3 separate regions of the Mus musculus genome follow, and all the other regions are linked to region 2. A link is a loop called in an ENCODE intact Hi-C map of the cell type or tissue named here. Cell type or tissue: heart. All regions are shown on one strand.

Evidence for each region. Hi-C counts contacts between places; a loop is a spot of excess contacts. Peaks named below come from ENCODE experiments on the same cell type or tissue, not always from the same donor. Only the 100,000 strongest peaks of a DNase experiment are listed, where the experiment ranks them.
Region 1: it touches region 2 in a loop (2.4-fold over the local background); 7 of 42 quality-filtered maps call a loop at or near these places.
Region 3: a loop joins it to region 2, with 1.8 times the contacts of the local background. A loop is called at or near these places in 2 of 42 quality-filtered maps.

The regions. Positions count from the first base shown.
Region 1 is chrX:20,481,808-20,489,807 of GRCm38, forward strand. Jade3 (jade family PHD finger 3) reads left to right here. Exons shown (of 13, transcript NM_199317.2): 7 at 7,895-8,000. Among named protein-coding and RNA genes, the nearest start is that of Jade3, 60 kb to the left of the region's middle. In heart, no CTCF peak of the experiment used is centred here; no DNase peak of the experiment used is centred here.
Region 2 is chrX:20,421,655-20,429,654 of GRCm38, forward strand. Jade3 (jade family PHD finger 3) reads left to right here and starts at 4,034. Exons shown (of 13, transcript NM_199317.2): 1 at 4,034-4,176; 2 at 7,369-7,477. In heart, CTCF peaks have their summits at 3,994 (motif pointing right) and 4,690; DNase peaks (open chromatin) are centred at 3,757 and 4,547; H3K4me3 peaks cover 2,742 bases; H3K27ac peaks cover 2,200 bases.
Region 3 is chrX:20,567,042-20,575,041 of GRCm38, forward strand. No RefSeq gene overlaps it. Among named protein-coding and RNA genes, the nearest start is that of Rgn, 21 kb to the left of the region's middle. In heart, no CTCF peak of the experiment used is centred here; a DNase peak (open chromatin) is centred at 4,160; H3K27ac peaks cover 1,756 bases.

The sequences.
Region 1 (8,000 bases), 60 kb after region 2:
TGCTACTATCAGATAGATACAATATTTAAAGTAGTACATGGGACATTTTCTACTTAATCCACAAATTAAACCTCCATAAAGTATATTTTATATACTGATTTAACATCAATACCAAACATCAACTGAGGTGTTTCAATCCTTGGAGTGTTAATGGGATAAATAGCACCAAGGTTTGTTTATACACACACACACACACATATATACACAGACACACACATATATATGTATATATATGTGTGTGTCTGTGTATATATGTATGAGACAGTAAAAGACCTTCAAACAACTTCTAGTCTTTGAAGAAGGAAATTGAAGGTATCAGAAGATGGAAAGATCTCCCATGCTCATAGGATGGAGCCCAGGACCCAGAGGCTAAAGAACTCAGAGACCCACAATAGAACCAAAAAAGAGGGGGGGGGGGAGGAAAGACTGTAGGAGCCAGAGGGGACAAGGATACCATAAGAACATCATCCGCAGAATCATCTAACCTGGGATCACAGTGGGCCATAGAGACTGAACCACCTACCCACTGCATGGGTCTGACCTAGGCCCTCTGCATGTATGTTACAGTTGTGTAGCTTGGTTTTCATGTGGGACTCCGAACACTGGGAGCATGGCTGTCTCTGACTCTTTTGTCTGCTTTTGGGACCCTTTCCTCCTTCTGGCTTGCCTTGTCCAGCCTTCATACAAGGGGAAGTTCCTAGCCTTATCGCAACCTTGATATGTCATGTTTGGGTTATATCCCTGGGAGGCCTGACCTTTTCTGAAGGAAAACAGTAATGAGTTGATTGGGAAAAATGGAGGAAAGAGACTGGGAGGAGTAGAGGAGGATAGGAAACTGTGGTTGGGATGTAATATATGAGAGAAGAATAAAAATGATATCAAAGAGAAAAAGTAAATTTTGAAAATTAGGAAACATTCTATCCCTCTTCAGAAGAGATAATATAAAATTGATGTTAATTCTTTTAAATTGGTTTTTATTTTTAATTATGTGAGGGAGAGAGAATGAGTGTATGTGTTTACACAGGCAGGTTCCTGTGGGGGCCAGAATCATCGGATCTCTTGTAGCTGAAGATAACATGTGGTAGTGATCTGCCCTGCCTGATGGATGCTAGTAACCAAACTTGGATTTTTTTTTTTGCAAGAGCAGTTACACTCTTTTAACTGCTGAGCCATCTCTGTAACCTCAGTTCTTATTTAAATGTTTGATAGAATTCTCTAGTAAAATATGCTAAGTGTAGACACTGCTCTTTTGTTGTTTGGTATCTTATCTATAAATTTAATCTTTCATAGTTATCTTGTTCATATTTGGTAAGTTTTAGTACTTAGATGCTTTAAAGGGTTAGTTGTTTTATCTAAGTTGTCAAATTTATGTGTATGTATATATTCATACTTTTCTCTCTGTAACTGTCATATTTAAAGTCAACAGTCTTATCCAGGCTTTCATTTGTACAACAAGTAAGTAGACAAACTTCTCCCTATGAATTCTCTCTCATTAAGTACAACTAAAAGTCATAAGCAGCTTGTAAAACACAAACTTCTTTAAAAGATCAAAAGAAGGTGACAGGATCTACTGTTGTTGATACCTTTGAAACAACGCAGCTGTGTTTCCTGAATTTTCTTTTTTTTTTTTTTTTTTTTTTTTTTTTTTTTTTTTTTTTGCTCCCAGATTCTGGAGAAAGTGGCAACCGAGAAGCACCAATGATTTAAAAAAAAAAAAAAAAAGTAGGAAAAGCTTACTCTTCCTAGTGACTGGGAAAGGGACAGCCTATCAAATCAGAAATTTTACAGTTTGTTCATCTCCAGCCAAACTTTATGAAACACCCCTTGGGCTGTCATTCTACCCTCTTCTCTAGCACAAATGCAATAAAGAGCTTAGACTTTATCTTAACCCTGCGGTGGTGATTCAGCCTGTTTAGGGTTGTATCAGAAGACTTAATGGGGAAACAATATTCTCATTTTTACCTGAAAATAATGCTTCCTCCTTCCCTAGTGGTGTCAGTCAAGGCCATTCAGTCGTTCTTACTAATTTCAATGAAGGAGGTATCAGTGAAGGTCTAGTAGGAGCCAGAACTTCCAGCCACACCCCATAAGTCACAGAAAATTCCTGCCATAGAGAATAAGTGGTAACCTACAGCTTCTTGGCAATAATAAGACATTGTCTTCCACCCCAACTCTGATGACCAACCATAGTAGTTTTCTAGGAAACCAGCCAAAACTAAAGGTTTAAATAAGATCTCTGGTTTTATAATTACCCAGATATCTAGGTTTCAATAAGAAATGACTCATCAAGAGCACTCCAAGGCAGCTGGGGCAGTAGCACAATGGTAGAATCCTTGCCTAGGCTCTGAGTTTGGTTCTCAGTAACAACATAGATATACACATACATACACATGGAATGGTTAAACAGTAAATATTCTAAGAGATAAAAAGGTTTTTGAGACATCCTTGGGATCATCCTATAACTCATTTAATTTCTATATATAGGAGATCTTGACTCTACTTTCAAAGTACATAGAAATTTTATGTATTAAGTTGAAAGGAAAATGCCCCTTAATGATGCATGTCTACACAAGCCTTCCTTTTAACTTCACTGCAGTATTTGGGCATCTGGGCCTCCTGGACCTCCAACTACTTCCCCTACCGCATAACTTTCCACATCATTCCCTTTCCATTATAGGCTACAGAATTCTACCACTCATGATTTTGATTATGGAAATTGAGTGTGTACAATGTATAAAGCATTTTCATATATGTTATTTGAAGTTTAAAGATGTTCCCTAGTATTTGTTTCCATTATAAGTTTCAGTGTTTACAGTAAATTGTTCCCAAACTTAGTAGCTCAGAGCAATTAGACTCGAAATTTGAGTCTCACACAGTAAGTAGCTGGGGATCAGGAGTAGAAACCTTTTAAAGGCCTTTTTACAAATGTGCCTGTGTCCTTAGACTGGCATGACATGAGAATTACATTTGACTTGACTGCTTCATAGTGTGACAATTCAGCACAGTCATATTCCTTATAGGCTCCAGGCACAAGACACAAGACTCTGAATTGTACCTGTTCCTTCCTGACAGCCAGGTGAAGGCTGCACTCCTTTTTATGACCCAGCTTGCGGTGCTCATGATATTATCTCTGCTGGTTCAAACTATCATAAGCCACTTTCTATTGAAAGGGAGGAGAAATAATCTTTAGAACTTGAAGACTAGAGTCACATTGTAAAAGAATATGTGAAATTTAGAAAATGTCATTATGTCATGTAAGTGCAACTGTCTTATCCATTAAGTCACAGAAACTTTGGAAGAAAAGGTCATCACAAAGTAACAAGATTAACAAGGGGCATTTGGAGAGAGTATACCTAAACATAATTTATGAAGTCAGGGGTTGTGATTCACTCCTATAAATCCAGCACTTGGAAAGCAAAGACAGAAGGATCAACATGAGTTCAGGGATAGCCTGGACTTCATGGTGAGTTTATAGAGTTGAGACTTATCTAAAAAAAAAAAAAGACATTTTTATGAGAGACTTAGTTAATAGCTAATTTTAAGATACTCATTTCAAATCTTTTTAAAATGTATAATACTGTGATACTTATATAGTTTCTACTGTTCACAAATAATTCTAGACACTCACTAGGAAACAGCATATTCTCTACCTTTCAAATACTGAGATTAGTCCCTGAGTGGCTACTGTTAATAAGACACTTGGGGAGGCTTTAGGTCATTTTCAGTGAATCCTCAGTGGCACAGCAGAGTCCACTTGGACCTGACTTAGTATTGTTCCAGCCACTCTGATATATATGTCTGAAGAACAAGTGAATAAACCTTTCCCTAGACCTATGGTTGTGGGTCCTTTAACAAAAGTTCATCATCTTAGAAAGCTATTGAAACATTCAGTTATACTAAAGGGTCTAAAGTGAAATTTACGCTTACCTTGTCCTGACAGAATTACTTAGATCTCTAGGTTTGTGAACATTAGCTGTTTTGGTCAGTGATCTGATGCCATTGATGATGTCTCTATATGTCTCTATATGTCCAAAGAAAATCATAGAAGGATTATCTCAGGCTTTCCTCTTTAGGAAAGCAGTAGTTTTTAACCTGTGAGTTGTAATCCCCCTTAGAGGTCACATATCAGATACTTATGATTCATGACAATAGCAAAATTACAGTTATGATGTAGCAAATAAAAAGTTTTATGGTTGGTAGTCACCACATATGGAACTGTATTAAATGGTCTCAGTGTTAAAAAGGTTGAGAAACACTGCTCTAAAGCTATACTAGTCACATACACACATAAAACAAAAAGATACTCTTTTTTAAATTTTTTATTAGATATTTTCTTTATATACATTTCAAATTTCAAATGCTATCCCTAAAGTTCCCTATATCCTCCCCTCGCCCTGCTCCCCTATCCACCCAGTCCCACTTCTTGGCCCAGGCGTTCCCCTGTACTGGGGCATATAAAGTTTGCAATACCAAGGGGCCTCTCTTCCCAATGATGGCCGACTAGGCCATCTTCTGCTACATATGCAACTAGAGACACGAGCTCTGGGGGTACTGGTTAGTTCATATTGTTGTTCCACCTATAGGGTTGCAGACCCCTTCACCTCCTTGGGTGCTTTCTGTAACTTCTCTGTTGGGGGCCCTGTGTTCCATCAAAAAGATACTCTTAAGTGTGTCTTTTGATAACCAGATAGTGTGTGTGTGTGTGTGTGTGTGTGTGTGTGTGTGTGTGTGTGTGTGTGTGTGTAAATGAAGCTGTTTCTAAAAAGGCCTAAGCTAGAGATACTAACACACAGCCCTTGGGAGGCTGAAACAGGGAACATAGCAAGAACTTGTCTCAAGGGCTGGAGAGATGGCTCAGTGGTTAAGAGCAATGACTGCTCTTCTAGAGGACCCATTTTCAAATCCCAGCCACCATATGGTGGCTCACAACCATCTGTAATGGGATCTGATGCCTGTCCTCTTCTGGTGTTTCTGAAGACAGCCACAGTGCACTCATATAAATAAAAATAAATTTTAAAAATCTAACAACAACAACAAAAAAGAACCTGTCTCAAAAAAAAATCCTCTAGGCATGGTAGCACATGTCTTTAATTCCAGTATTCAGGAAGCAGAGGCAGGAGGCGCTCTATGACTTGGAGATGAGCATGATCTACATAGCAAATTCCAGAATAAAACCCAAAATAAAATAAAATCCTAAAGTAACATTCCTACAGATTTTCTCTAAGTTCAGCAACTTCTTGTGAATCTGCATTAATTTGACCTTTTTACCCATGCGTTTTCTTGCATTTGCTGTTACTGTTTCACTCCTCAGATTCAGACTTTAGTTCACTATATTTAATGAAAGGTGACTGAGATGATATCACCATTCTAATTATCATTATGCTAAACTTTGCATTGAAATATGATATACACTCATAAAATATAGAATGCATAATTGTATACCTGAATGAATTTTCCTGAATTAAACATATTCATTTAACTGCCACTCAGATCAAGAAATAGAACATTACCAACACCCCAGAAGCCTTTCTTCTGCTCCCTGCCAGTAACTGACCTCCCTCACCGTAGGTAACAGTTTTGCCAGTTTTCGAACTTCATACAAATAGAACCCTATAGTATGTATTCATTTGAGATTGGATTGTTCTGTTCATCATTATGCTTGTGAGATCCATCCATGCCATTGCATGTAGTAGTTCATTAAGTTTTCACTCATACGTCATATTTCATTGTGTGAATATACCACAGTTTATTTATCCATTCACCCTCAGTAGACATTTAGGTTGCTTCCAGCAATTGCAGAAACTAAACCTTTTTACTTATCTTTCATGTCTGTGAATTTTTATTAAATATATACCTAGGAGTAGATTTGCTAGGTCAAGGACATCTGTCTGTTCATATTGAATACATACCTTATAACTATAACATCTGCTGATAAAGTGGCTTATATCAGTTCATGCCCAAGCCAGCAGCATAATAATAGGTGTATTTGCTTCTGCTTCTTACCATCACTTAGACCTTCATAGACTAGTTTTGTGTCCGTCTTTTAAATATTAGCCATTTTAATAGATAACAGTGATTTTGATTATGATTTAAATATCTGTGATAACTAATAAGATTGAGGCCCTTTAAATTCTTTATTTGCCATAATGTAGCCTTATTTGTGAAGTGTCTGCTTAAGTCTTTCCCCTAGTTTTTAATTGGAGTATTTTTCTTTTCCAAATTGATTTGTTAGACTTTATATACATTATAGATATAAGCCCTTTGTTGCCTATCTTTAGTTGCAAATATCATCTACCCCATGAATTGCTTTTTTTCTCTCTTTTAATAACCATAGTTTTAGTACGTGTATTTTTTCAGTCTTTTCCTTTTATGTTTGATGACATTTGTGTTTGATTTAAAATACCTTTGCCTACTCTGATGTTATAAATGTATTCTCCTTTGTGTTCTTCCAGAAGCTTTTTAAACATAACCTCCATTCAAGAAAGATTATAATGTACATTTTCCTTGTATAATTTCAAGTACTTGAGATGAATCATTAGCTATAATGTCTTTTTTTTTTAAAGAAAAAGACATATCTTGGGGGGAAAATCAAATATTCTATAATTGCTTTGTAAGGCCATGTACCAAAAAGGTGCAGTATATTTGATCTTGAAGTCTCTGGAGAGCATGTGTTTTTCCTTTTCAGTAACTTTATTCAAAATTAACTATTTGGAATCATGGGCTTTGGAAAGAATGCTTAGAAGAAAATAAATATGCTCTCTACACTTACATGATCAACTATATATTACATGTATTGATATGCTTGATAACCCTTCTACATATATGATGACTCTAAAATTAACTCTCAAATCCTTCCAGAGGAATGGTTTTCATTATTTTATGATAACATGAGTCAGCCTCCCCACCACCACCTCTAAATAACTCTATTCTTTAAAATTGCCAGGAAATAATAATCCAGATTTCCTCCTAGTTGTATTTTTTTTGATGCCTCATCTGTTAAACCATCAATTGTAGAATAAGTTGTGGACATGAATTTTGTTTCATTTTTTCCTTTGATTGGTTTTCTTGACTTGGGTTCTTGAATATCAAGAGCGCTATAGATTTTCTCAAGCTCACTGCAAAAGTTGATGCAACAGTAGGAATCTTTCATTCCATCATGTTGCCCTGGCTCAGACCTGTGGCTGCTCTCATATGTGTTAGGAATGCCTTGGGTTTTGTGAAAGTCTATGATCTTTTTGTTTTAACTCAATTGCATAATGAAAATAATAAGAATATAGCAATCACTAATGTTACCAAAACCTGATTTTATCATATATCATACTAAATACTTTATTTCATATAAGCATAATAATCTTACCAGTTTGGTATTATTTTATTAATTTATTATTGTTGTCTACTTTTTTTGCAACAAAACAGAACCTTATCTAAATTAAGTAATTTTTCAAGACCACTTGACAAATTAATGGCAAAAAAGGCCCCAAAATTATGCTTGTATATATCTAAAACCTGTACTTTGCACTACTATCTATGGAAGAAAATCATGGGTTTTCCTGAGGCATATTAATGCTACCTTTGTGAAGATAATACTTATTACCAGATTTTTTTCCTTCTAAATATACTTGGTGACTGTTGGACCAAGAACACACAATACATTTACACTTCTTAGAATAAATGGTAGTAGGGTCTCAGATATGTGGAGGTAAATGAAGCATATCATTATCATTCAATAAGTTCACAGAAGATGATGAAACTGAATTTGCAGAAAGGGATCTGCCATATCTCCCAAAGTACAAAGCAGAGCATGCTCCCCAGAATGACCAAAGTCGTTTGGTGTATCCTGTCAGCACCTGAAATCTGTCATTTTGTTGATTGTTGCCAATGTTTGCTTTTCTAGGATTATATCTGAAAAAGTAAAGGAGATGCTTTTTGTCCGGCCCCGGAAATATATCCGTTGCTCCAGCCCAGAGTCTGCAGAACCTGGCTATATCAATACCCTGGAG
Region 2 (8,000 bases):
TTGTCTTCTATTACTTTCATTCCACATAATTCAAATGCTGCGGTCAGTGCAATCAGGCAAGAAAAAGGAATAAAAAGCACATGATTAGAAAGGAGATAAAACCATCTCTACTCCCACACAACACAAGCTTCATTCTTTCTTTTACATTATATTTATTCACTTCAGGCTTGGTGGAAAGTGCCTCAACGACAGTTCTCTACATAGAATTTCCAAAGTACCTGCCAAAAGATTCATTGAACCAATAATTGAGTTCAGTATGTGACAAGATATTCAGATCAGCACACACAAGCATCAGTTATATTCCTATGTTATACTGACAGTCAACAATTAATATACTGCTGGAATTTAAACGCATTACCAGTTTTAAGCACTCCAAAGGAAATGATGTGCTTAGTTACATGCTTAACAAAACTTGCATAGGATCTATACACTGACAATTCCACAGTGCCAATAAAGAAGCCAAAGATTATCACTAAATGGACGGATGGGAATTATCAAGTTGAAGGATTAGAACAGAATGTTGGGAAGATGTCAGTTTTTCCCAAACACATATGGAAATTATTATATCTTATATATTATAGAGATATAAGGTTTGATGTAATTTCTCTTAAAATTTCATCAAAGTTTTTTTTAAAAAAAAATACAAAAGAAGTCCATTACAAAAGGTATATGAAAAGACAAATTACCAGCCAGGTGTGGTGGTGCATGCCTTTAATTCCAACACTTGCGAAACTGAGGCAGGTGAGTCTCTTGTGAGTCACAGGGCAGTCAGAGCAACATAATAAGACCCTGCTTCAATAAAAACGAAACAAAGCCAGCCATGGTGGCGCATGCCTTTAATCCCAGCACTTGGGAGGCAGAGGCAGGCAGATTTCTGAGTTTGAGCCCAGCCTGGTCTACAGAGTGAGTTCCAGGACAGCCAGGGCTACACAGAGAAACCCTGTCTCGAAAACCCAAAAAATAACCACCCCCCCCAAAAAAAACAAAAAACAAAAACAAAATAAAACCAGCAGCAGCACCACCACCATCACCACCAACAAAACCTCCACAAAACTACCAACCCACAAACAAAAAACAACAAAGGCAAATTACCTTGGATAGTCAAAACAATCTGTAAAAAGAATAAAGCAAGGGACTGATCCCACACTTACTCTATAGCTATCACAATTAAGATTAGTATTCACAGGAGAGATGTAGATAAATAGAATACAAAAGAGCCAAAATGGCCCCATACACGTGGCCAAATTGATTTTGAGATACACAAGCCATTTAATGAAGCAAAGACAGTCATTTTATTTCAGTCATCAAGTATTCATAGGCAAAAATAAGAATTTCTATCTTAGGTCCAAGTTTATAACAAAAATAATTCAAAGTAAACCACCGACTTAAAAAATAAAAACTAGGGCTGGTGAGATGGCTCAGTGGGTAAGAGCACCTGACTGCTCTTCCGAAGGTCCAGAGTTCAAATCCCAGCAACCACATGGTGGCTCACAACCATCCGTAACAAGATCTGACTCCCTCTTCTGGTGTGTCTGAAGACAGCTACAGTGTACTTACATATAATAATAAATAAATCTTTAAAAATAAATAAATAAATAAATAAATAAATAAATAAAAACTATAACACTTTTTAGAGGAAACATGAGAGAGGGCATGTGAAACCAGGTGAAGATGTTTTAGATATGACACCAAAAGCACTACACATAAATGCAAAATTGGATAAACTGGATCTCTGCAAAAATGTCTTGTCAAATAAATGAAAAGATAGCTGTGTATGGGAAATCCATTTTCTGATTATTTACATACTGAGGACTTGTTTATTATAATCTTCAAATTTAATAGTAAGAAATAATCCAATTAGAAAATGTCCAAAAAACATGAGCAGACATATCACCAAAAAGGTGCCCGTACATGTGTGTGTGTGTGTCTGTGTGTGTGTGTGTCTGTCTGTGTCTGCGTGTGACCTATGTGGACAGTTTTCAAGACTCATTTCTTTCTTTCCAAACTTAAGGGACCAAAATCAAGTCATCAGGCTTGGTTGCTAGTGCTTTTACCTACTGAGCTATCTCCATGGCCTAGGAGGCAAAGTTTGTTGTAAACAGCCCAAATATCCTTCAATGGACAAACTCTTAAAATGTGAATGTTAATAAAGGGTACCAGGGGGAATCTTTGAGCTGTTGTGTTGGTCATAGGAAACTCACAGGTGATACAATTGTGTAGAACTTATATATTCAGACTCAGAAATGGATGCTTGTGAAGTTGATGAAATTTGAATGAGCTTTTCAGATTGGACAAGTGCCACTATCTTGGTTTTGATATAGTTATATAAGGTTACTATTGGGAGAAAACTTGAGAAGTACTTAGAAAGATGCATGGGACCCCTTTGAATTTTTATGACTGTGGAATTTTTATTATTTTTTTTATTGTTTTATTTTTTGGTTTTCTGAGATAGGGTTTCTCTGTGTAGCCCTGGCTGTCCTGGAACTCACTCTGTAGACCAGGCTGGCCTCGAACTCAGAAATCTGCCTGCCTCTGCCTCCCAAGTGCTGGGATTAAAGGCGTGTGCCACCACTGCCCACATGAATTTTTATTTTTAAATAATTCAACTGTAACAGTAATTGTGGACTAAATATTTTACCACTCATAGACTTACATAAAATAAAGTAGAATCATATCTACAATATGAAAAACAGACAAAATACAAGAGCTCACATTTCTGTTTAAACCTAGAAATATAAGTGAAAATAACTATATTAATTCATCATAATTGTGAATGATGCATTTTCAATTCTAGCAAGGTAAATTAAAAAAAGTTGTTTTCAAGCATCTGTATTTCAAAGGTCCAGGAACCAGTAGTAAATTATGTACACTTGTTTTATATATTACTACTATACATCATGTCTCCCTTATTTATTTGACGCTATTGTCTTCCATAATTGTGACAATGGCTAAGCAAAACAAAAAGTTGCAGGGCAGATGACCAGGGAGCTGGAACGCAGGGGCATAGAATAGACCAAAGCAGGCATTCATGGTGAACTTTTTCTTGTTTGTTTGTGTTTCTCTGTATAACCCTGGCTGTAGTGGAACTCGCTCTGTACACCAGTTTTACATTCTCTATCCAACCCTCTCTGTCTGTCTCAGCCCTAGTTTAAAGTTTTTTTTCCAAATAATTCTGATAGGCCTACCTAAACTATCCAAGACGGCGACCCCTACTTTTAAGTCAACCGATCTTTAATTATAGTACCAAAATATCTCCCCAGGAACACCTGGACGAGGGTTTGAATAACTGGGAGCTGTAGGCTAAGTCGACATCAGAAAAAAAGAAAAAGAAATCAAGAAGTCCCACCCCATCATAAAGCATTTTTGCTCACAACTGGATTAATGTGTTGTCAATTGCCTCCTGGCTTTTATTATTTATCCATGCTTCAAGTCTAAACGTCAGAAATAATGGTCGTCTTAGAGTTTAGGGACGAATTGCACTCGTAGAACTTTACAATCGAGTCAGGAGGGTGGGAAAGCTCAGGCTGGACTTTGCCGGAGCAGGAGCCAGTGCACCTCGCTGGCCCAAGCGCCTAGCAGGGCTGGGACGCCTCAGGGCAGCAGCGCGCGCAGCAGGAGGGGAGGAGAACCCACCTGAAGCGCCGCGCCGCGCGTGCGGGAGCTTGAGGTGGGTGGAGCCTCGAAGCCGGTGGCGCTCGTGACGGCGCCCAGCCCGCCAGAAGATCGCGCGGCGAGCAGACGGCGGGGAGTCAGCCGGGTAGGGCGAGCGCAGCCGGCGGGGGTGGGGGGAGGTGGGGGGGGGTGGGGCGGGGAGTTGCAGTGATGAGGAAGGAAAGGGAAGAGGCGGAGCGTGGGAGCGCACAGTGTCAGGAATACAATAGTGCTCCGCGCCGCCTCGGCTGCCGCCGCCGCCCAGCAGCCTGTCCAGAGCTGAGGCCTGAAGGGCCAGGCGGCCAGGGCCGGGGGCGGGAGCAGAGCGCTAGGGGGCGGCCCCCTCGGCTCCTCGGAAGGCCCGGCCAGGAGGGCGGGGTGAGATTAGGGGGCAGGTGCGAGGGAGGGAAGAGAAGAAAGCAGGCGGCTAGGGGGCGGTTACCACCCTAGCCAGACTCGCCCGGCACGTTGAGGGGGCCCTCAGTGTGCGGCGAGGAAGGAGCGGAGCGAGACGCTGCGCCGGAGGTAGGCGCTCTCGAGGGTGGCCTCGGCACCAGCGAGGTTGTGGGCGTAGTGCGGGTTTAGTGGCGGGAGTGGCGGCCTCGAGGAGTGGGACGCGAGCGGCGTGGAGCTTGGGGTCCCGGCCTTGCCACCCTCGGGGTCGCTCCAGCTCCACGTAGCGGTTGCCCCGGGGTCCCCCCGAGAGCCCCGGAACACAGAGCGTGTGTGGGCTGAGGTAAAGTGCCCAGTCGCCCCGCTGCTGGTGGCGCGCTGTGCCCGGTGGCCCGGGCGGGGGGTTGGGGGGGGGCGCGCGGACACGGACACACGAGCTGGGCTACAGCCTCCCGGACACCTCCGGAGGCGTTGAGCGCCATAACTGTGGCGGCCGTTCCCTTCGGAGTCCCCTCCGGGTGCCCCTTTCCGTGCTTGTCCTGTGCTATCAGGGACTCTTGGGGCCAGACCTCGGGGCTAGAGGGCATGCTCTTTCTGCTGCCTGTGGCTGCCGGGTCCGAGCAGCGAGAGGGCGCACCCTGGCTGTTTGAGCCTTGCGGAGCGGGAAGATACTGAGGGTCCGGAGAGGGCAAGACGGGCAGTGTGGGGAGCAACCAGGCACTCTGAGAGCTGAAATGCCAACCTAGTGGGAGTGCGGGTGCCCTTCCGTCCTCGAACTTTCCTTTCTCCAGTCATTGTTAGGACGCAGTGAGTGTTCGAAGCCCGCAATCGCCCTGAGGTCTAGGGGTGGGAAAATCGCCAGGGATATGCCAATTAAGGGGAGATTTTTCTGCCACCGGGCATAGTTGTTAACTTTTCTCCAGCTCCTCTGAGGGAGCCACATCGATTTTATTTTATTTTATTTTTTTAATCCTCCCAGCCTTTTCCTCCTGCTTTTCGGAGCAGAGTTTTGGTGGAATTGGGCTTTAAATTACACAGGGCAAACAGCGTTCATTATTTGTAAGGAAGAAAGTGGGGTGGGAAGAAAGTGTGGGGGGGGGGGACTCTTTAGTGAGTGTCCTTAATGGTGGCATGTGAAGATACACTTAAGAGTTTATCTCTTTGCAGCCCTAGGACATACGTACCTTGTAGGGCTTTCACAAGAAACTTGTTTGACCACTCCACTGGCGTTGAGTCACAAGGAAAGATGTGCACAAGGGTCGACCAACCCCGCCTTGTGAGATGCACTTAACTGTAAGGCTGAGGATGAGAACCTCACCCTCCACCCGCCACAGTTTGATTGTATAAGAAATAAAAACCATGGTGACAGAGATTTCAGTGTCCTAGAGGAAAAGGTGACCTCATTCCCTGCGTTCAGTCAGATAAAGATAACTGCTCCTCTCAAAACTCTGAAAAGTAATGAAAAACAAAATAGGTAGAAACTGGTTGCACAACCTCGTTGCCTAGTGCACCTAACCAGAATCTTCTTTCCCAGAGTGCTTCTCTTAAATACCTTGCCTGCAGCCATTTCTCCTCAGCCTGGAGGGTGGAGAGTGGGGGTGGAGAGCAGAGCACAGCAGAGTCCACTTGAACAAAGCATTGTATTTTACTTAGTTTAATATTTCTATAACATCTGTAATGGTAGGAATATAGAGCCTAGCCTTTGTACCCTTTAAATAGTGTGGCTCTTACATATTATCTGATGATTCTGGATAAGTAAAAATAGATTTTTTTCTTTTTTTGTTTAACCTTAAGAGTGTTCTACTTCCATAACTAACATTTTCTTTTTTTATTTTAGATGAGCTCTGACTTCAAATACTTGAGTTATTAGAGGATAAACTCTCCCGTCAAGGATTACAGAAGTTGGGAGGGGGATGCTGTTCATATTCAATTGAAGAGTGCCCAATTCATATTAAGCTCTCGACATTAGTTACCATCATTGTCACCTTTCTTTCACATGTGTTCTGTACACCTCTGTTCACTAGAGAAGAGCTCTTATTCCAATACTGTTGCTTTAAAATACTTTAAAATACAATATTATTCCTCACAATTTTTTCAGTTAGCAACTAATACAGGTTACAGTGTTCTAACTCCAGGATCCACACTCTTTCTTCTTTTCTGAATCAAGCCATGGCACTGGGATATGAATCTTGGTCATGGGCAGTTCAAAAGGAAGTACCCAGGAATGACTTGGAGGCTGTTTTCAGGACACACAAGCTTTTGGAACATTTGCGAACCACTTTCTGGCCTGTAGAGGAGATTCTCAGTATCATCACACCTAATAATGCAGGGGCAGTTATCATACCCGAGTGATAAGAGTTAGTAAAAGCTAAAGTACAAGGATGTTGAAGACTTATAGATTTTGTATGGCCATCTCCTTTTTATACTGCTTATTTTATCCCTTTCTTATGTTCTACCAACCATAACAAATGTTCTCTAAGCGATACAAAGCCATCTCCTGTTTTTTTTTTTAACTTTGAAGTTTAGCTGAAACTAATCATATTTTTGAGGGTGTTGAGGGAATCAGGAACTATCAGGTGTTTATGGAAACGTGACATTAGAGAGCTCTTAGAAGCTTTGATCATGGATGCAGAGAGGAAGGCTAAAAATGAGGTTGAATATTATCATGGGACATAATGTATGTACCTCTTCATGGAGCTTAGAAAAAACAGGAGCTGAAGAAAATAGAATATGCTGATTTATATTAAGATAATTTCTTATTAGGGGATAATTTACTGTGATTTTTTTTTTTTTTTTTGAGACCGGGTTTCTCTGTATAGCCCTGGCTGTCCTGGAATTCACTTTGTAGACCAGGCTGGCCTCGAACTCAGAAATCCGCCTGCCTCTGCCTCCCGAGTGCTGGGATTAAAGACGTGTGCCACCACGCCCGGCTTAATTTACTGTGATCTTTACTTGCCTCATTTTTCTAAATGAGAGGTGGGTGTCCAGTGATACCCATCTGGCTGTATCCTAGCCATAATTTTTGGTGTTGAAAATTGAACCCAGAGCTTTGCCTATGCTAAGCAAGCATTCTACCACTGAGCTACCTACCCCTTATCCCAATACCTTTATAAAGTGGGGACGTGTAGCTGATTTACAAATTTGTATTGTTCTAGTTTACTGTAGCTAAGAAAATTAAAGCATTTTCAGGTTTGTGGGGTGGGGTTGGATGGTTAGAAGTAATGAATAAAAGGGTGCTAGCAGGTGATCATTACAGATAATTTACTATTGTTTTAAGTTTTCTGTTTTGTGACTCCCCGTGCTCCATTTTTGTCCTTTCTGTAGGTCTTTCCATAGACAACAGAAGCAAGGCTCCTATAATCAAAAGTGCCTCTTTGCTGAGTCATTGGGAAAAACTTGTCTGATCCAATCTGCTAGACTTGGAAAAGGGGAGGTAAGAACTCCAAAGTGCTGTTTTTCTGAACATGAGGACATGCGTGTTCTTGTGGGTACCTAGGAGTCCTGATTTGCCCTGAAGAAAAAGGATCTGGCAAGAAGAAGGTATAGGGGCTGGAGAGATGGCTCAGTGGGTAAGAGCATTGGTTGCTCTTCCAGAGGTTCTGAGTTCAATTCCCAGCACTCACATGGTGGCTCACAACATCTGTAGTGAGATCTGATTCCCTCTTGTATGCTTGAAGGCAGAACACTCATATATGTAATAAATAAATAAATAAATAAATAAATAAATAAAATAAATCTGAAAAAACACAATATAATTAAAAAATATATTTCTGGGGGCTGGAGAAATGGCTCAGTGGTTAAAAGCACCAACTGCTCTTCCAGAGGTCCTGAGTTCAATTCCCAGCAACCACATGGTGGCTCACAACCATCTGTAATGAAATCTGATGCCCTCTTCTGGTGTGCATGAAGATAGAGACCGTGTACTCATATACATTAAATAAAAATAAATTTAAAAA
Region 3 (8,000 bases), 150 kb after region 2:
TTTAGCCCTATGGGATCTATACACAGCTTCAAGAGATCTTTTGGAAAGTCTCCAACAGGTATCAGGCTCTAGTTAAAGCCATAGATCAAGTTCTTCATTCCACACATGGTAGAACATGCTTATACTCTCAGGACCAGGATGTTGAGGCAGGAAGATTGCTGGGAATCTGAGGCTAGCCTGGACTACATAATGAATACCAAACTAATTAGGGATACATGATGGATGGTCTCAAAAAAGAAAATGAAAACATTTCCTTATGTTTCGGAAGACTGATCCTTCCACTCCAGGCCCAGGGTTTTTCAGCTGTTTCTCTGCTGGTGTTTTAGGCAGAAAATGAAACCAAAGGTTCCTGTGTTGAAACCTTGTTCCTCAACTGGGAGAAGCAATCTTTGAAAGTTAGCTGATTTGATCCTAAGGACCCTGATGTAAGCAATGAATTACTTCAGTGATGGATCATCATGTGATGATGTTACTGGGATATGGTAGGAGGTAGGGCACTGGTAGAGGCAGGCCAATGTGGATATATGGGTCTTTGAAGGGAATCTCATTGTCTCAAAATCTGTCTTCTGATTAGCTGCCAAAATCAGAAGGTCCCTAGCATGAGGGAGAGGTTAATTAGACCCTACATCTCTGAAGAGCTATTGGCAGTTAATGGTTATTGAGAGAAGACAGCAGTGCTGTAGCCACTGGTAAGTTGCCCATGCTCCAATAAACAACCTCCACCTATGCTCATGCAAGCAATCCTAATTAACCTCAATGGGTCACAAAAACAAACAAACAAACAACAACAACAACAAAAGAAACCCTCTTTACCGAATGGATCAAAGAAGAAATCAAGACATAAATTATAAAAATGTCCTGAAATAAAGTGAGTTTGTGAGGGGGAGAGTGTGCCAGGGTAGGGAGGAGTCACTCAAAAATGTTCCACGAGTAGAGGGGAAAGAGTAGAGGCAGGGGGAAAGTTGCCTTTGAGTGGTCAGCATTCCTGATCTGGTGGCAGGTACAAGAGCCAAATTTTGTTGTAAAAGAAAACAAGTGGGGAGGTAGGAGTGATGAGAGGGATGTGTGAGAAAGAAAAGTCTCAGGGAAAACACTCGTTCGTAAGCTAATTCAGAACTATAATGTTTTAAAGGAGGTTGAACCATGTATAGGTGGATTTTTTGAGACAGGGTTCCTCTGTTTAACAGCCGTGGCTATCCTGGAAGCTTGGTTTGTAGGCTGGCCTCAAACTCTCAGAGATCTGTCTGCCTCACCTTCTGAGTGTTGAGATTAAAAGTGTGCAACACCATGCCTAAGACACGGTTTATTAAATGAAAATCTCCAGAGGCCCTTAAAACTACCCAGACCATTACCATGACTTTTAGTTTCACACCATAACTAGATGGCAAGGCCTTATTGATGAAGACACCACACACCTTAGTTGCAAGGCCAAATGAAATCAATCTGGAATGACCACTAAACTCCTCCCTACTGGTTGACTCTCATACTGCTGGAAGACGATATGCAGGCCATTTTGAAAGAAAAGGCATCAGTGGTTTGTGATCAGCACTGGACCCTGCATTCTACAATATCAACCTGCCAGGTAAGATATGACCGCTGATGCAATAGCAGTATGACTGTTATAGGAGTAACCAACCACTTTCTCACTAGATTTAAGGCCTGCCCCACAGGAGGAGATTCATGCCTAGTACTATAAAAATATTCAAGATCCCATGAGAGGTCAAGGTCCCTAAAGGGGTGCTATTATTGTTTTGTTAAATGATCAGGTTGTTATGCTACCTCCTAAATATTTATGGTTGTGCTAATACATTTGTGCTGCTCTCAATCTTAATCAGGGAAGCTTCCTTTTGCAGTGAGCAGAGGTTAATGCAGAGGTTGATAACTGGTCAAAATTATGAGAATAAGTGGCCATAAGTGTTCAGTCAGTAATAAAATATCTATATGAACTTTCCACTTCGAAGTTCAGGAAACATTGCAGAAAAAAAAAAAGAGCTGGAAGATGGGGAAGAGTGCTGTGAAATGCTGTTATGGCTATGGCACTCATGAGCTCATAGCAACCGCAATTAATTACACAAGACCAGCACAAGATGAAGCCAGTCAAAAATTCCAGTACAGAAGGACTCACAAGACACCATCTCTATCTGGCACTTGATGGCTTCTAGGGAAGGGAGAATCATTTTTCTTTGGCGGTGTTGCTACTGGTAGGTTGCCCATGCTCCAGTGGATGTCCACACACCAATATGCACATGCATAACACTAATTGAGTTATTTAAAATAAGTTTTAAAAGATATGGAATCTAGAGGATAAATATATTAGGGTTCTGGGAAGAGCTGGGGGTAGAGGGAATAGATATGATCAAAAATACATTCTATAAAATACAAAATTCTCATAAAATAAATACAAACATTATATTTTAAGATTTTTAAAATATGTTTAGGTATTTTGCCTGCATTTATGTCTCTACACCATGTATGTACAGTGCTCACAAAGGCCAGAAGAGGGCATGGGCTTTCCTGGGACTGAAGTCATAGATAGTTGTGAGCTACATACACTACAGCCTTTAAGAGTAAGCTTTGTCTTCCTCCTGGGTACCTCAATTTCAGCACGTGGCATGACCAGCACCACATCTAGTCCAGAATGAATGAGCATGTGTGGTGAGGAACCCCGCCTTATTTTCCTCTCCCCTGATCAACTGGGTGGCTTTGATTCCAGAAAGACTCAGTTTCACTTCTGTAAGTCAATAGACTTTCTCTTCTCTGGGAATGCTGGAGCATAGAGTGATAGAGTCAGGATTTTTGTGGACAGAGATTCTGTTAGTTCCGAGGAATGCCTCTTGAGTTGATGTTGCACCTTGCTGCCTCACAATGGATCATGAACCCTCTAGTCCCTCTGATTTACCCCTGGCATATATTCTGAGAAACTAATCTAAATTAATGAATAGACCCCAAAGCAGCGGCTCTCAACCTTCCTAATGTTGTGACCCTAATGTTATGGTCACCCCAAACATAAAATTGCTTTCATTGATACTTCATAACTGCAATTTTGCTACTGTCATGAATTGTAATGTAAATATATATGATACACAGAATATCTGATATGTGACTCCCCCCCAAAGGGGTCACAACCCTCAGGTTGGGAACCACTGCCCACTTTTCTTGTTCTTTTTCTTCTTGTTTCTTGTTTTTTTCCCTCCTCCTCCTCCTCCTCCTCCTGCCCTGTTTTTTGTTGGGGAGCAGCTGGAGAGATGGCTCAGCAGTTGGTAGCACTGGGTGCTCTTTGAGAAGGCCCATCCAGGTTCCCTGCACCCACTGGCCAGGGGTGGGTGGAAATGAGAATTCAAACACCATTTGCCACACAATTCTGTTCCCTCCCACTCCAGAAAATGGCAGCAGAAAATGCAAAAATGGGGACGAAGGGAGAGGATAATGAGGAAAATGAGGAAGGGGTCCTCGACATCTATGTTCATTCATTCTGGACTAGGGTAGGGTGCTGGTCACCCCACATGTTGAAATTGAGGATCTCAATCCAGAAGGAAGACAAACCTCCTTACTCTTAAAGGCTGTGGTGATGGTCTCCCTTTTCCCACTGCCACTGCCTTTAGTTCAAGATTTATCAAAGTGTTCTTGGCCATCAGCACTTATTGTCCTTCAGTTGGAGGCTGAAAGCAAGGCTTAATGCAAGGGGTCAGAAGGAACCCTTATGCTGTACTCTGGAGGGTGATGCCCAGATCAAGATTACAATGTAGCAGTCTTCAGGCCATACTAAAATATAGACCCAGACAGAAGTCTTTGTCTATCTGTAAACTATTCTGATAGCTAGACTCCTTAGGCACCTAAGTAAGAAATAACCAACAGAGTGCTTGCAAAAAATGGCTCAAGGAGAAAGATGCTTGCCCCTACAGACTGTGACAACCTGAGTCCAAACATTGGAACTCAGGATGGAAAGAGAACCAACTCATGAAAGTTGTCCTCTGGCCTCCAGAAAGACACAATCCATGTGTGATGGAGGGCCCATGTTTGTTGCAGTCCACCATTTCTGGACAGCTCTCTGAACTCAGCACAAAATGGAAGACTCCCTTCCCCCAGCAGGGCTTTCCACTCTCTGCCTGACCTTATTTGGAAGAGGTTTCTGAGCACAGCTGCCTGGCTTATCTTAAGCATGACCTTTGGCACAATTCCCTGCAAAATGCTTTCCCCCCAGCTGTTCATGTAATTAGGTGTTAGTGCGCCTACCGAGATAATAGGACTGCTGACTAATGCAGACTGAAGCATACTGTGAACATCAGGCAATCCCCTAGCTGTTGCCCTCTTCCTGTATATTCCATATATTCCTCTCACCCCTTGAGGTTTAGCTGCCTCTCTGGAGCTGATCCTGGAAGTCTGTCATTCTGTCCAACACTGTTCTTTGGCTCTACTCCCCTCACCTTCATGGGCCATGGCCAGTGACCCTTGAAGAAAGGGGAGACCCACACATGTTCACATACCAGCGATAAAATAATATTTTATATGACCAAGAAAGGCAAGGAAAGTCCTTATGGGGGACTCACCACAATGCTGAGTGTGAAAAGTCTATGAAAGTCGGGTTATGATGTGGTAAGTTCCTTTACCAGAAATGAGAACAAAGAGAGCACTTATTGAAACACATGGCAAAAGACAGTGGGCAAACTCCTAGAGAAAGGATCATGCCTTGTGGGAGGGCAAGCTCTTTTATAGCAGTCAAGAGGAAAATGCAAGGCCTTGTCAGACAGAGCACTTACGTGGGACTCATCTCTGGATAAGTAGGTGGCCATCTATCTCATTGGGTCTTAGGTGAGAAACGAACTTTATAGCGTGAGTTCTTTCTTTTCTGGGCTGGCTTTCTGCATAAGACATTCTAAGTCTCTAGGCATCAGGCCCTGAAAAGTCTGGCCCTACCCGTTAAAGTGTATGTAGTGTTGCTCATGGTAGTGTGTAAGACATTGCAGCTAGGGCTCCTTGTGGCTCTTTCTAGTGAGGTAACAGTCCTGCTTAGAGGCAGGCAGCTGTAGCCTTGTTCTGAGCCCAGTCTGCTCTGAGGCAAAACAGGTTTGCTCTGAGGCTAAACTAGCTCAGCACAGGTGTGGTGGCAATCGTTCTGAACTCCAGAAGCAGCTGCTATGGGTTCCTCGGTACTTGCCTTGTACTTGTTAGGGCTTTTTTATTTATTCATTTCATTATTTAATAAGTGTTTTATCTATATATCTGTAGAAGCACCATGTACAGGCCTAGAGTCCCCAGAGATCATGCAGTTTCTGGTCTCCTAGAACTGGAGCTATGGGTAGTTGCAAGCCACCATGTGGTGCTAGAGTCTGTAAGGACAGCATGTGCCCTTAACTGTGGAGCCACATCTCCGGTCCTGGCTGGTTCTCTCATGTGAGGAGAAGGATGGTAAGTGGGAGCAAGTTAAGAGCTTCTAATAGGAAATGGTACTTTGCAACAACTCTCATTTGGGCTTCCTCTTACTACCCTTGAGCTGGTTGGTTTTGTACTCTAACATATATGTGCATTCCTTCTTCTAGAAGGAAGTAACAGCTTATACAACCAGCCTGGAAATTACTTCTCCAATTGTTTTAGTGTTTGGTTGTAGAGGCTTCTGGAAAAGCCTTTGCCTTGGACTGTTACTCTGGGGACTGCGGAGTGACCTATTTAACACTACTTCCTGTATCTGCATTCTCTGATCACTGAGAGTGACCCTGACAGATCTTAGATTTCAATACTCCTACGATTGGGCCCGGAGTTGCTCTGGAATCACTTACTGTACACACTACCCCAGGAGCACGGTAAAGAGCTGTCTACCAAGGAGAGGCAACAGCTGCGACCAAGATAACAGTGGTTCCCATAAGCTAAGCAAACTGTCCCTATCGCTGTAGTTGAGCAGGGATCTCTAGCTCTCTAAAACTCTGCTCCACTGACAGTTGCTGGTGAAACGGCATTTGCTCCTCATAACCCTGAGGCTGTCTGACGGTTGTTGCAGGTGACACCGCCAATTCTGCTTCTGGGCTTGGGATAATGAGCAACCAACCATAATGGTCTGCCTTCTGCTCTCACTGCTACGTCACTTCACACCATGAACAGAAGGCAGAAGGAGGGGACTTGCATGCATTCCCCGGCCTCAGACCTATCCCTGTGAAAACGCTGCATGGAAGGTACAGAAGAATGAAGCATATTGCTGAGCTGCAGCTGGGAAAGGACCAGACCCACACCCCCTGTTATGTTGACACTCCAAAGCATAGCCTGGATGCTTTTCAGAGCCTTTGACCATAACACTGTTGGCTCCCAGTTGCTTACTGTTACTAGAAAGGAAGAATCAGCTTTCTGGTCTCAGCAAAGCTCTGCACGGTTCAGAGCCTCAGCCTTAGCATCCCAGTTCTTTCCTCTTTCCTACCAGGGTTCAGGGGACCCTGGAGAAATGGAGACAGAAAGAGCTTAAGAGCCAGAGAGGATGGAGGACACCAAGAAAACAAGGCCCTCCAAATCAACATGAGCAAAGTTCATATGAAGTCACAGAGACTGAGGCATCACGCACAGGGCCTACATGGGTCTGCACCAGGTGGGGTCCGAGAGCTGAAAGAAGTGGCCGCATGCCCTCATCCTTAACCCAGAAGCAGTATCCAGGTGATAACCACATGCAAACAGATTTTTAAAAAAAGATTTATTTATTTATCTTATTTATGTGAGTACACTGTTGCTGTCTTCAGACACACCAGAAGAGGGCATCAAATCCCATTGCAGATGGTTGTGAGCCACCATGTGATTGCTGGGAATTCAACTCCGGACCTCTGGAAGAGCAGTCAGTGCTCTTAACCACTGAGCCATCTCTCCAGCCCACACAAATGAAAATTTTAACTTTCTCCAAGAGAGTTTCACTGGGAAAACAAACCTCTCTTAAGGGTAGGATGCATTTCCAGCAGTAGACAGCCAACAGAAAATGAACTGATCACCATCTTTAGAGTTTCCTTGCCTCATAATATTAAGTCAGGGCAATTTCCCCCTATTTTACAGGTCCTTTGCACGTGTATCTATAATGGCTTATGGTTTGGGGTTTTTACAGGAGTCCTGATTGCGCAAACGTGTATGTCTCTGCATATATATGTGTTTCTTCTGCTTTTTCTGTGGCTCTACTATTTTATGCTGATGATACTTGCAATACACGGAAATGTGATTCTCTTTTTGTTTTCTTCCTTCCTTCCTTCCTTCCTTCCTTCCTTCCTTCCTTCCTTTTTTTTTTTGGTTTCTTTTTATTTATTTATATTTTTGAGACAGGGTTTCTTTATATATAGTCCTGGCTATCCTGAAACTCACTCTATAGACCAGACTGGCCTCAAACTCAGAAATCCACCTGCCTCTGCCTCCTGAGTGCTGGCAGCGTGCGCCTCCACTGCCCAGCTACTGCTTGGATTAAACTCGTGTACCACTACCACCCAGCTCTTTTTCTTTTCTTTATAGAAATTTTAAATTATTTTATGTGTAAGGTTATTTTGTGTGCACATATATCTGTGCACCATTTGTGTGACTGGTGCCCATGGAGTCCAGTAGAGGGGACTGGAGTTCCAGAAACTTGTGAACTACCACGTCGGTGTTGGGAATCAAATTCTGGTCCTAGGGAAGAACAGCTAGTGCTCATCTCTTCAGTTCCTCTTTTTCTTTTCTCACTTTATGAGAAAATTGTGAGTGATTTGGCTATTTTTTGACGTGCTGGGGGTGGAACTCAGGGCCGTACAGCTGTTAAGCTGCTAATGAGCTACAGCCCCAGTCCTTGATTGACATTGTAAGGTATACTTTATTCTCCTGTATGTGATGGTCGGCTCAGAGGCTTACTGCCTCCATCTGCCAACCTAGGCCTAGACCTAGAAGCTAGACTCTAATCTAGGCCTCAAATGTTTTCAGTCTCTGAGACTTATTATTAAATAATTTTACTCTTTCCTAGTTCCTTCTGAACTCTGGCTGGCTGGTTCAACTCAGCTGTCCTGGCTGAAGCTCCT